Linked DNA regions of Homo sapiens: region 2 is linked to region 1. Evidence: chromatin contacts called from ENCODE Hi-C or POLR2A ChIA-PET data. All regions are on one chromosome and are shown on one strand. Each heading gives the region's core, a stretch centred on a gene start or an enhancer-like site at or near the end of the contact. The rest is flanking DNA. Distances are from core to core; before and after follow the strand shown. Region 1 holds the start of NUDT19-DT (NUDT19 divergent transcript). Region 2 holds the start of KCTD15 (potassium channel tetramerization domain containing 15).

What was found. Hi-C counts contacts between places; a loop is a spot of excess contacts on that map. ChIA-PET counts read pairs that join two places held with the same protein, here RNA polymerase II (POLR2A). Pooled maps may share reads with other maps.
Region 2: a pooled map shows a loop between it and region 1 (10-fold over the local background). The contact joins the promoter of KCTD15 here to the promoter of NUDT19-DT in region 1. A Hi-C loop is called at or near these places in 5 of 50 pooled maps. POLR2A ChIA-PET finds 5 or more read pairs at or near these places in 2 of 52 experiments (A673 and SK-N-SH).

What each region holds. Positions count from the first base shown.
Region 1 is chr19:32,688,747-32,693,951 of GRCh38, reverse strand. It overlaps NUDT19-DT (NUDT19 divergent transcript), which reads left to right and starts at 1,656. Exons shown (of 2, transcript NR_186320.1): 1 at 1,656-2,589. NUDT19 (nudix hydrolase 19) reads right to left here and starts at 2,131. Exons shown (of 3, transcript NM_001105570.2): 1 at 1,278-2,131. The coding sequence starts at 1,991. It overlaps LOC124904690 (a long non-coding RNA gene), which reads left to right. Exons shown (of 2, transcript XR_007067226.1): 2 at 1-987. RefSeq lists a silencer at 1,759-2,168.
Region 2 is chr19:33,792,989-33,798,265 of GRCh38, reverse strand. It overlaps KCTD15 (potassium channel tetramerization domain containing 15), which reads right to left and starts at 1,396. Exons shown (of 7, transcript NM_001129994.2): 1 at 1,279-1,396. RefSeq lists a silencer at 2,698-2,817 and an enhancer at 3,463-3,972.

The sequences.
Region 1 (5,205 bases), core at 407-2,906:
CAGGGCCCCTTCTTTGCCCCTGTCCAGCAGGAAGTAGCTAGAGCAGTCATTGCCCAATTCCCAACAGCAGATGGGGTGCCCTGTTTAGAGGCGGGATTGAGAGGTGAAGCCCCTGGACTTCCTGGGTCCAGTGGGGACTTGGAGAACTTTTCTGTCTAGCTAAAGATTTGTAAATGCACCAATCAGCACTCTGTAAAAACGCACCAATCAGTGCTCTGTGTCTAGCTAAAGGTTTGTAAATGCACCAATCAGTACTATGTAAAAACGCACCAATCAGTGCTCTGTCTAGCTAAAGATTTGTAAACGCACCAATCCGCACTCTGTAAAAATGGACCAATCAGCACTCTGCAAAATGGACCAATCAGCAGGACATGGGCAGGGCCAAATAAGGGAATAAAAGCTGGCCACCCAGCCACCAGCACCCAACCTGCTCTGATCCCCTTCCGCTGTGGGAGGTTTGTTCTTTTGCTCTTTGCAATAAATCTTGCTGCTGCTCACTCCTTGGGTCCGCACTACCTTTATAAGCTGTAACACTGACCACAAATGTCTGCAGCTTCGCTCCTGAAGCCAGCGAGACCACAAACCCACCAAGAGGAACAAACAACTCCTGACGCACCACCTTTAAGAGCTGTAACACTCACTGCGAAGGTCTGCGGCTTCAATCCTGAAGTCAGCGAGACCACGAACCTACCAGAAGGAAGAAACTCCAGACACATCTGAACATCTGAAGGAAGAAACTGGACACACCATCTTTAAGAACTGTAACACTCACTTCGAGGGTCCGCGGCTTTATTCTTAAAGTCAGCGAGACCAAGAACCCACTGGAAGGAACCAATTCTGGACACACCAGGAGCTGGAGACGAGCCTGGGTGTGCAACACAGAGAGACAAGACCCCCATCTGTACCAAAAATAAATAAAAATAGGAAGACTGGATCATATTAAGTCTGTTCTCCAAGAAAACCAAATTAAACGGCTGTGGAGATGTACTATGTCTACACATGTACAAGTGCTTACACAGTGGCCACGCTGGAGGAACCACGTGGAGAGACAGGCTCCAGGCCTTGAGACCCCAAAGCCTAGGAAAGCAGAGAGCACTTCACCAAGAGCATGGCTTTGGTCTACAGGGGTGAGAGTTTCCAGCCCGTCTAAGCGTTCCTTGCTGCTTAATCTCTCTGGGCTTGGCCTATGCGGGGGTCCCTTGGGGGCCTGGGCCGCTGGGAGGGGTCCTCCCTCTCACGTCCTGGCGGTCCGCAGCAAGGCCCTGAGCAGGCCTTACCTGGTAGCCCACCACCTCCGCCAAGTCGGGGTAGACGGGCGGCGGCTCGCGCAGGCAGCACAGGAAGAAGGCCGTGTCAAAGCGGCGAGTGGTGCCCCGCAAGAAAGGGGTGAGCCAGGCGCTCCAGTTGTGCAGCGCCCAGATGTCGGGTGTGCAGTCGAGGTGGGCGCACAGCCGCAGGAAGTGGCGCGGGTCCTGGCGCACGCGGTCGCGCCAGGAGGCCAGGCCCGGCGGTGGCTCCAGGGCGAGGCCAGGCCCGGGTGCTGGGCCTGGTGGGGAAGTCCTGGGCCGCAGCAGCAGCACGCCCGCCTCCTCAAAGGCCTCCCGCACGGCGCAGATGCGGAAGGCTACGTCCTCAGGCAGCGTCCCAGTGTTGTCGGTCTTGTGGTCATCGGTGTCGGGCAGCGACGGGAAAGCGGTGCGGCTGAATGGCGCCGGGCCCAGGCCGAAGCGCGGCGGCCCGTGGTGCGGCGCGAAGAGGCCCAGCCAGTCCGCCGAGCGGTCGGCCGCATCCAGCACTCCGCCGGAGAAGACGTGCGCGCCCGGCATGAAGCCTTGGTGCGGGGAGCGCTGCAGCAGCAGCAGCCGGAAGCCCTCGGCCGGCGGCGGGCGCGACGGCGGGGTGGCGGTCTCCGGGCGCGACCAGCCAGCCGCCAGGACGATGCTGGCCGCCCGCCGCCAGCGGCTGGGGCCCGGCCGCAGGGAGCTGCTCATGGCGCGCAGCTTCCCGGATCCGATTCTGGCGCGGCCTGAGCTCCACGGCAGGTGGCCCGGCCCTGCAGGGACCCCAGCACCTCCGGGGGCCTCGCGGGAATTGAGGACGAGCCTCTGGCGTTGGGTGAACCTGGGCGTTTGGTCGGCAACGGCGCCTGCCTGTGGGAGGGGCACCCGAGCAGGGACCGCCTCGAGTGCACTGGGGCCCAGCTAGGGCACTCTCGCGGGACAATGGGTGTCACGGCAGCCAGCGACCGTTTGTCATTCACAGCTGCCTGAAAGGAGGACCGCAGTATTCCCACGCAGGAAGCTTGGACCAAAAGCAGGAATGCTTAAGGGCGCATATGACTTGCCATGGTAAAAAACAGGATGCCAACCCAGGCCTGATGACATCCACCTCACTAAAAGCTAAGGACTAGGACTTTCTGCTTTAAACAAGGACCCACATGTGGGTGTTTTCTGTGGGAGAGGGAGAGAGGACATTCGAAGGGCAGAAGTCTGACCTTTGCAAGCACACGTGAACCACACCAATGAGAAATGAATGGACGAGCCAGATGCCAATTTATAAATTTCCTACTGCACACCTTGAATGTGAAAGGTACTCCCAGAGTAATTTCTCTCGTGTTCTGGTTACCTTTTATTGTCAGGGCGCCTGGGGACGGCCTTAGGTGTCTTAGGACATTTGACGAGTTCCACTTTGATGGGAGATGTTTAATCTGGGCCTCCACATGGAGATTTCTCTCCACCTTGTTAGTGTCTAGAAGACTTCCACCTCCAATAGCAGGATTATGATCTTTTGAAAAGCCTGTGTAAATTTGAGTCTTTTCTTTTATAACTCCTTATCAGTCACCGACAGCTTTTCCCATAATTGCTATTATAATTGGATCACACATTTGTTATGTTTTTGGATGAAATACACTATACCCCTGCCGACCCTCACAAACCATCATTTTAATGTGGGTTATTTCCTGGGTAGAATCCACAGATGACATTGTCAATATTTAGGGGTTTTGTTTGTTTTTTTGTTTGAAGAGACCTGGTCTCTGGCCAGGCGCTGTGGCTTACACCTGTAATCCCAGCACTTTGGGAGGCCGAGGTGGTCGGATCACCTGAGGCCAGGACTTCAAGACCAGCATGGCCAACATGGCAAAACCCCGCCTCTACTAAAAATACAAAAATTAGCTGGGTGTGGCGGCCCGCGCCTATAGTTGCAGCTACTCAGGAGGCTGAGGCAGGAGAATCACTTGAATCTGGGTGGAGGTTGCTGTGAGCCAAGATCCTGCCACTGCATTCCGGCATGGGTGACAGAGCGAGACTCTGTCTCAAAAAAATAAATAAATAAATAAAATAAAAATACAGAGCAATGGAGAGAAAGGCACTCAGGTGATTAAAGTAACATGTCTTCAATACTAGGAGTAATAATAATCCTAGGGGATAATAATATTAGTAGTTACTGGGTACAGTGTGTGAGGCACTAGGAACTTTATTAGTATTAGTTGTGTAATTCTTACAAAACCCCATGAAGTGGAAACAGTTACCACTATTTTACAGATGACTAACCATTTATGGAGGGATTAAGGGTCTTAAGAACATACTACTCCCTTTGCTGTAAAATAACACCGTGGTTTTGTAGGTGAATGTGTGTGTTTCAACATCAGCTGGTTTTCACAGAAGCTGGTTACTCATGAGTGAGATGACCAAGTCCTGGTCCTGGGTGCATAGCAAAACAACAGAAACTGAACCTTTTTTTTTTTTGAGAGGGAGTCTGGCGCTCTCACCAGGCTGGAGTGCAGTGGTGCGATCTCGGCTTACTGCAATATCTGCCTCTCGGGTTCAAGCAATTCTCCTGCCTCAGCCTCTGGAGTAGCTGGGATTGCAGGCGCATGCTACTACGCCTGACTAATTTTTGTATTTTTAGCAGAGACAAGGTTTCATCATGTTGGTGAGGCTGGTCTCTAACGCCTGACCTCAAGTGATCTGCCTACCTCAGCCTCCCAAAGTGCTGGGATTACAGGTGTGAGCCACCACACCTGGCAGAAACTGGACCTTAACCAACACAGAACAGTGTCCAAAATGTGCACACTGCCATGACTGTCATATTTGGGGCACTGAGATGACACAATTACAGTTTATGGATTCAGAGATCATGTCATATAAACTCAGTTATCTGAACTGTAGCCAAGAAATGATACAGAAGCAAAGAACTATCCATGAGCATTCAAAGAGATACAGATATCATATTCATATCTAAAGTGCTCTGCTCACAGGATAATTTGTGGATATGTTATTTACCTAATGCTGTTAACAAATTAGTCAAAAACTTGGTGGATTAAATCAATAAACACTTATTGTCCAGGCATGGTGGGTAATGTCTGTAACCCTAACACTTAGGGAGGGCGAGGCGGGAGGATAACTTGAGGCCAGGAATTCAAGACCAGCCTGGGAAACACAGTGAGACCCCTCCTCTTAAAAGAAAATTAGTGGGGAGGTGCAGTGGCTCACGCCTATAATCACAGCACTTTGGGAGGCCAAGGTGGGCGGATCACAGGTCAGGAGATCGAGACCATCCTGGCTAACACGGTGAAACCCCATCTCTACTAAAAATACAAAAAATTAGCCGGGTGTGGTGGCAGGCGCCTGTAGTCCCAGCTACTCAGGAGGCTGAGGCAGGAGAATGGCAAGAACCCGGGAGGCAGAGCTTGCAGTGAGCTGAGATTGCGCCACTGCACTCCAGCCTGGGTGACAGAGTGAGACTCCGTCTCAAAAAAAAAAAAAAGAAAAAGAAAATTAGCTGGGTGTGGTATCACATGCCTGTAGTCCCAGCTACTCAAGAGGCTGAGATGGGAGGATCGCTTGGGCCCAGGAGTTGGAGGCTGCAGTGAGCCATGATCACGCCACTGCACTCCGACCTGGGTGACAGAGCAAGACTCTGCCTCAAAAGAAAAAAAAAGATGGGGCACAGTGGCTCACACCTGTAATCCCAGCACTTTGGGAGGCCGAGGTGGGTGGATCACCTGAGGTCACAAGTTTGAGGCCAGCCTGGCCAACATGGTGAGACCCCGTCTCTACTAAAAATACAAAAAATAAAAATAAAAATTAGCTGGGTGTGGTCGTGGGCACCTGTAATCCCAGCTACTCGGGAGGCTGAGGCAGGAGAATCGCTTGAACCCGGGAGGCAGAGGTTGCAGTGAGCTGAGATAGTGCTACTGCACTG
Region 2 (5,277 bases), core at 147-2,646, 1.1 Mb before region 1:
AGCTGTTATTTTAACCATAAAAGGTAAACAGAAGGCGCCTCTCGAGCTCCCCTCGGCTCCGCACTCAGGGCGCTGGCCCGGGGCGAAAGTCCTGGGGGCCTGCACAATTGTCCCAGGGGTGGCCCCGGAGAGGCAGGCGGGCCACCTGGTGCGCGCCAGCCTCCCCACCCCCCCCCTCCCGCCTCCGCCGCGGAGCCAGCCGGCCGGTGTGAACTTAGGGGCGACGGGAGAGGGCTTGGGCCAAGGCTGGAGGCGCCGCGGGGCGGGGTGGCCGCGGCACCCGAAGCGCGGGGCTGGGCTGGGAGGGGTTGCCGCGGAGGCGGGGCGGGGACAAAGTTAAATCAAGAGGCAGACACTTGGAGACCACAGATGGGAAGCTCGCCTAATTAAGGACGTAAAAGCGCTTTTGTTCTCAAAGTTTATTGTTGCCGGGATTAAAAAAAAATTAATTGAAACTAATGCTGTTATTCACTCGTGCAGTTAAATTCCTTCATGCACATTTGAGATACGGAGCGAAAACTTGAAGCTTATCTTTCTGCAGTCGCGGGTGGGGGCCGCCGGAAGACAGAAAGGCGCTGCAGAGGCGGGGGTCCGCCCCCGGGTGTGTTTGCGAGTGTGTGCCGGGTGCGCGCGTCCAGGTCAGGGGGTGCGGGCGGGCAGCGGGGAACCGGATCTGCAGGCGGCGATCCCTCCCATCGCGGCCCCTCTCCCAGCCCCAAACCCTGCGCGCCCGGGACCACCACCAGCGCGACAGCCCCTCCTGCCAGGTTTCGGACTCGTGGGGTGGGCGTCAGAGGACGCACATCTGTCCCACTGGAGACTTTCTCTGATTTTGGGCGCCAAGCCGGGACTTGTGCATCCCGAAGCCCCAGTTGCGTGAGCCCGTTTCTGACCCCGGAAACTCGCCAGCTCTGCAGGGCGCTCGGCCCAGAACAGGGGCCAGAGTGCGGGGACCTCCACAAGCGCGCGCGCGCGCGCGCGCACACACACACACACACACACACACACACACACACACCGCGCGGCAGGAAGCTCCGAGACCGCCCGCGTGGGGAGGGTCCACCCGCGGCCAGGACCAGCCCACGTGGGCAACCCCACTCTTGCACCAGGCCTTTGTGCTGGGCACCCCCGCGCCGCCAGCCCCCGCCGCCCAGCAGAGGGACAAAGCGGCCGCCCCCGCCCAGGTCCAGACCCTGGCCGGGCGACTTTCTCGGTATCGCAGCCACTTCGGGGCAGGGTTGCGCGGCTCTGAGCGGTGGCCGCCCGCGCTGAGCTTACCTCGGAGCCGGCAGATCGGGCTCGGGCGCAGCCCCCGCCCCACGCAGCTGCCGGTCTCGGGCGCCGGGCGCAGCTTCGCCGCCTATGCTCGCTGCGCGGGTCGCTCCGGTCTCGTCCTGGAGTTACTTTCTCTCTCGCCCCCAACCCTCCCCCCACCCACCCCTCCCGCCCCGGCCCCCGCTTCACGCGGCCCCTCGCGGCGCGGCGCGCCGGGGCCTCCCCTCCCCACCCTCCCCTCGCCTCCTCCCCTCTTCGCGGCCGCCGCCTCCGCCGCCGCCGCCTCCTCCTCGCGCCGCTCTCCGGCTGCCCTCCCGCCGCTCCCACCTCCTCTCCTCCCTCCTCTCTCTCCGGCGGCCTCCCTCGATTGCTGGAGAGAAAACCAGCCCCCCACTCCAGCCCCTAGCCAGCGCCTCGCCGCGGCCCAGCCCGGACGTAAAGGGCAGCGATCCGGCCCCAAATTACCCAGCGCGAACGGGCGCGCGCGGCGACTCCTGGCTCGGGGCTCGGCTGCGCCGCGGGGCAGAGGATTAGAGTCGCAATTAGCTCCGCGCGCCCGCGCCTGGCGACAAAAACGCGCCGTTTCCCCTCCTTTCGCCGGGCGATCCCCACCCGCCTCTCCCGAAGCCCGCGCCTTCCCGCCGGGGCCGCGGCCAGGACCCTCCCGGGAGCGGTGCGCCCAGGCCCCAGCGCCCTCCGCGGCCCAGCCCCCCGCCCCCCGCCGGCCGGCCACGCGGCGCCCGGGCCTCCTCCGGGCTCGGGGAGGGGGCGGGGGAGAGGCTGATTTTAATCATTGTCATTTCATCTGATGTAATATTTCCCCGGGCGCTTTCAGCTGGGCATAAATTTTCGGCTCCCAAATAAGTAACACAGGGCACGTTTCTCACATTTCTTGACTCCTCGGTTACAAAGAGGAGAGCAGCCGCCGCCGCGGCGCCCGGGGCTGGGGGCGGGACTTGGGAAGAAACTGGGCTGCCAGTCGGTCGGGGCTGGAGCGGAGCCGGGGGCCAGGCCGCCCCTCCCCCGCTCCCTGGCCGCCCTCCCAGGGTCTCTGCCCCGCTGCCCCTCTCCCGTGACGTCTGCGGACACGCGGTCGGCCGCCGCGGGGGAGGGACGCGCTGGGGCACCGGGCCGACCGCTCGCGGCTAGACGCGCCATTTCCTTTACGCGCGCGGCGCGATGGAGACGGCGGCAGCCAAGACTCCCCGCGGCCGAGGTCCGCGCCCCGGACGCCCCTCCCCAGTCTCCGCTTCGGCCGCCCCTTCCTCCTTTTCTCCCACTCCCACTCCTCCTCCCCTTCCTCTTCCTCCTGTTTCCTTTGCGCCCCGCCCGTGCCTCCTCCTCCTCCTCGGCGACCATTTCCCGGCTCCTAGGAAACGGAGCGCGCGACTGGCCGGCACTGCGCCCCCGCCTGGCTCCAGGGACGCCCGGGCCGGAGACCGGCTGGGACCGCGGGGCGGGTGCGCACGGGCCGGAACGGCGCCTGGGTCCCGACCGCCGGCTCCGGCCGGGCCTGGACGCCCCCTAGCGGCCGCACTCCCGGGGTGGGGGGCGCTCGGGGTCGGCCTGGAGCTGGGGTGAGGGGGACTCGGGGTGCCAGTGGGAGGAAGGTGAAGTGGGGGGGGCTTTCTCCCTCTACTAGAGGACCTCGCGCGCGTGGAGAGAGCGTCCAGACAGCGCTTCCGTAACTTCTTTACGCGGGAATCAGCCGAAACTTTCCTCCTAAGGGAAGGTTTTATTTATTTATTTATTTTCGAGTTCGAACTACAGGAAAAAGGGGGAAATTTTCTCATTAAAGTTACATCCCTGCAGTTAGTTCAATTATTTGATATATGCAGAAGATGTTGTAAATTTATAGATTTAAATAGCTTACAAAGATGCCGCAGGCCCCATCAGTTAATTTCCTTAATTTATGGATTTTGAGCTGCTCCTGGAACAGAAAGAAGCCCTGGAAGTAGGTCAGGGATCTGTGCAGGGGTTGGGAGGGGCTCCCGCGAGGCCCAAGGGCTGCCCACTCTGCTCCCTACGCCCCGGTACCTCCGGGCTTCCAGCTCCCAGCTTCGGCTCAGCAGCGCGCTCTCTGCGCGTTCGGCACGCTGGCCAGGCCCGGCCCGGCCCGAGAGGTCAGCCCAGCTTTGTGGCCGACTGTCCCAAGCACGACATAGGAACAGCAAAGCCCTCCATCAATGCACATCCCACTCAGCATTGAGGGACCAGACACAAATAGAAAGTGAAGCAAGTATTCAAATACTTTGATCTCCTGTATCCACCCTTAAATGCTGGCTAGAATCACAATCGGACGAGGTTGTGTGTGTGGGTGCCCCCAACTTCATGGACAGAAACGTCCTCCCCCGCCCCAGGCCTTTGTGGAGGGTGGAATGAGGGAAGGTGGAGCAGGCTTGTGTTGGAGGATGAGGGACTCACTGAAAATCCGCTTGTCATGGCTCCTGTGGCCCCCAGCGCCCCTCACACCTCTTTTGTCCCTCATCCTAGGTGGCTGCGGTAACGCCTTTGTTTCGTGTTCAATCTGGGTGAATATATACATATAAATTAATACTTGAAAGATTGGTATAAGCGAAACTGTTTTAGGAAGCCACATGGCAATGTGATTAGTATGGGTATTCATGATTTAACATTTATTTTCCCACTAGATGAAGTTTCTAAGATTTGCAAGGTACATGTCAAGGACGGGTGTATAAATGGATTTTTATTTATTCACAACTCCAAGACTAATTGCTTCTCTTTGCCTCAAGGCCATGAGATTGGTTTTAATATGACACTTCAAAAGTATTCATGGAACTACAGAGCTACTAAGTGTCATTGTTTAAGAGACAAATCTCACCATGGTACTGGTGACCCTGAAAATAGGATATTCTACTTTATTTTAAATTCCTACGTGTTTTTTTAAGAGTTTCACTTTATACCAATTATAATAAAAATGTACAATTTAGTGGAAACAAGAACTGGACGACTTTTATTTCCTTAGTACGGCTGGGGACTTTGTTTCTGTATTCCTGAATCCTTTTATTTAAGAGCTGAACTTTATACGTGTCATTAAGAACAGTAAGTTTGGGTCATAATTTATTCTCAAGTGTTTTAAAAGTTCCTAGCTAAATGTCAGCCATCTCTTCCACTGGGAGACTTGGATATGGACAGTGATAGGTATTTAATGATCTGTGGTATATAATGCAATGGTGATGCATTTTTTAATTGAAAGATGTAGAATTTGGACTGAGAACATATTGAAACATCTCGTGGAGTACATCCTGTTTCATTACTGTGGTTCAAGAGATGACATCGGACGTGAGTCCAATCAGAACTTGCTCTATCATTAAGAGTTGACTGGCACTTAAGTCATTACAGTTCATAGTTTAAAAAGCAGATTCAAACCTGTGCTCTCACACAGCGGGGCATTTGCAGGATGTAAAACCCATGGCAAGACCTCAGGTTTCCAGATGTTTCAAGGTGGCTTCCAATGTGATGTTGTTCTTTGTTGCTATTGCTGTTTGCAGGCTATGTTTAAAAATTAGGATCTTAATAAGGAAGGGAAAATGAACCCAAAATGAGATCACAGACTCTGCTGAACCCAACCTTCTCAGCAAGGCTATAATCAGACAAGCAGATGAACAGACTGAGAGACCTGCCTGCTGCTGTCTCCGGGAGGGAGGACTGGGGTTTTAGCACCGGGTTGTCTCTTCCCCCACCCCCAGGCTTCCTGGGGTGCTGGTCAGTCCTTCTTAGATCTGTGCTCACCTCAGGCTCCAGAGATGGCTCCTGTACAGGCTAGGAATAAGCCAGCCTGGACCAGAGCTCACGGTCACACCCACCTGGCCTCCGCCTCTACCCTGGGAATCCCCCCAATCTTCCCTCCTAGTTAGGACCCCAGAGAATCTGGAGACTAAAGGGAGTGACGAAACATGGGACTGTTAGTCCCCTCACCTGTCCCCTCACCCAAATTGCCCTTGCCCAGTCCCTGGCACCACGCTCAGTGGGCACTCAGGA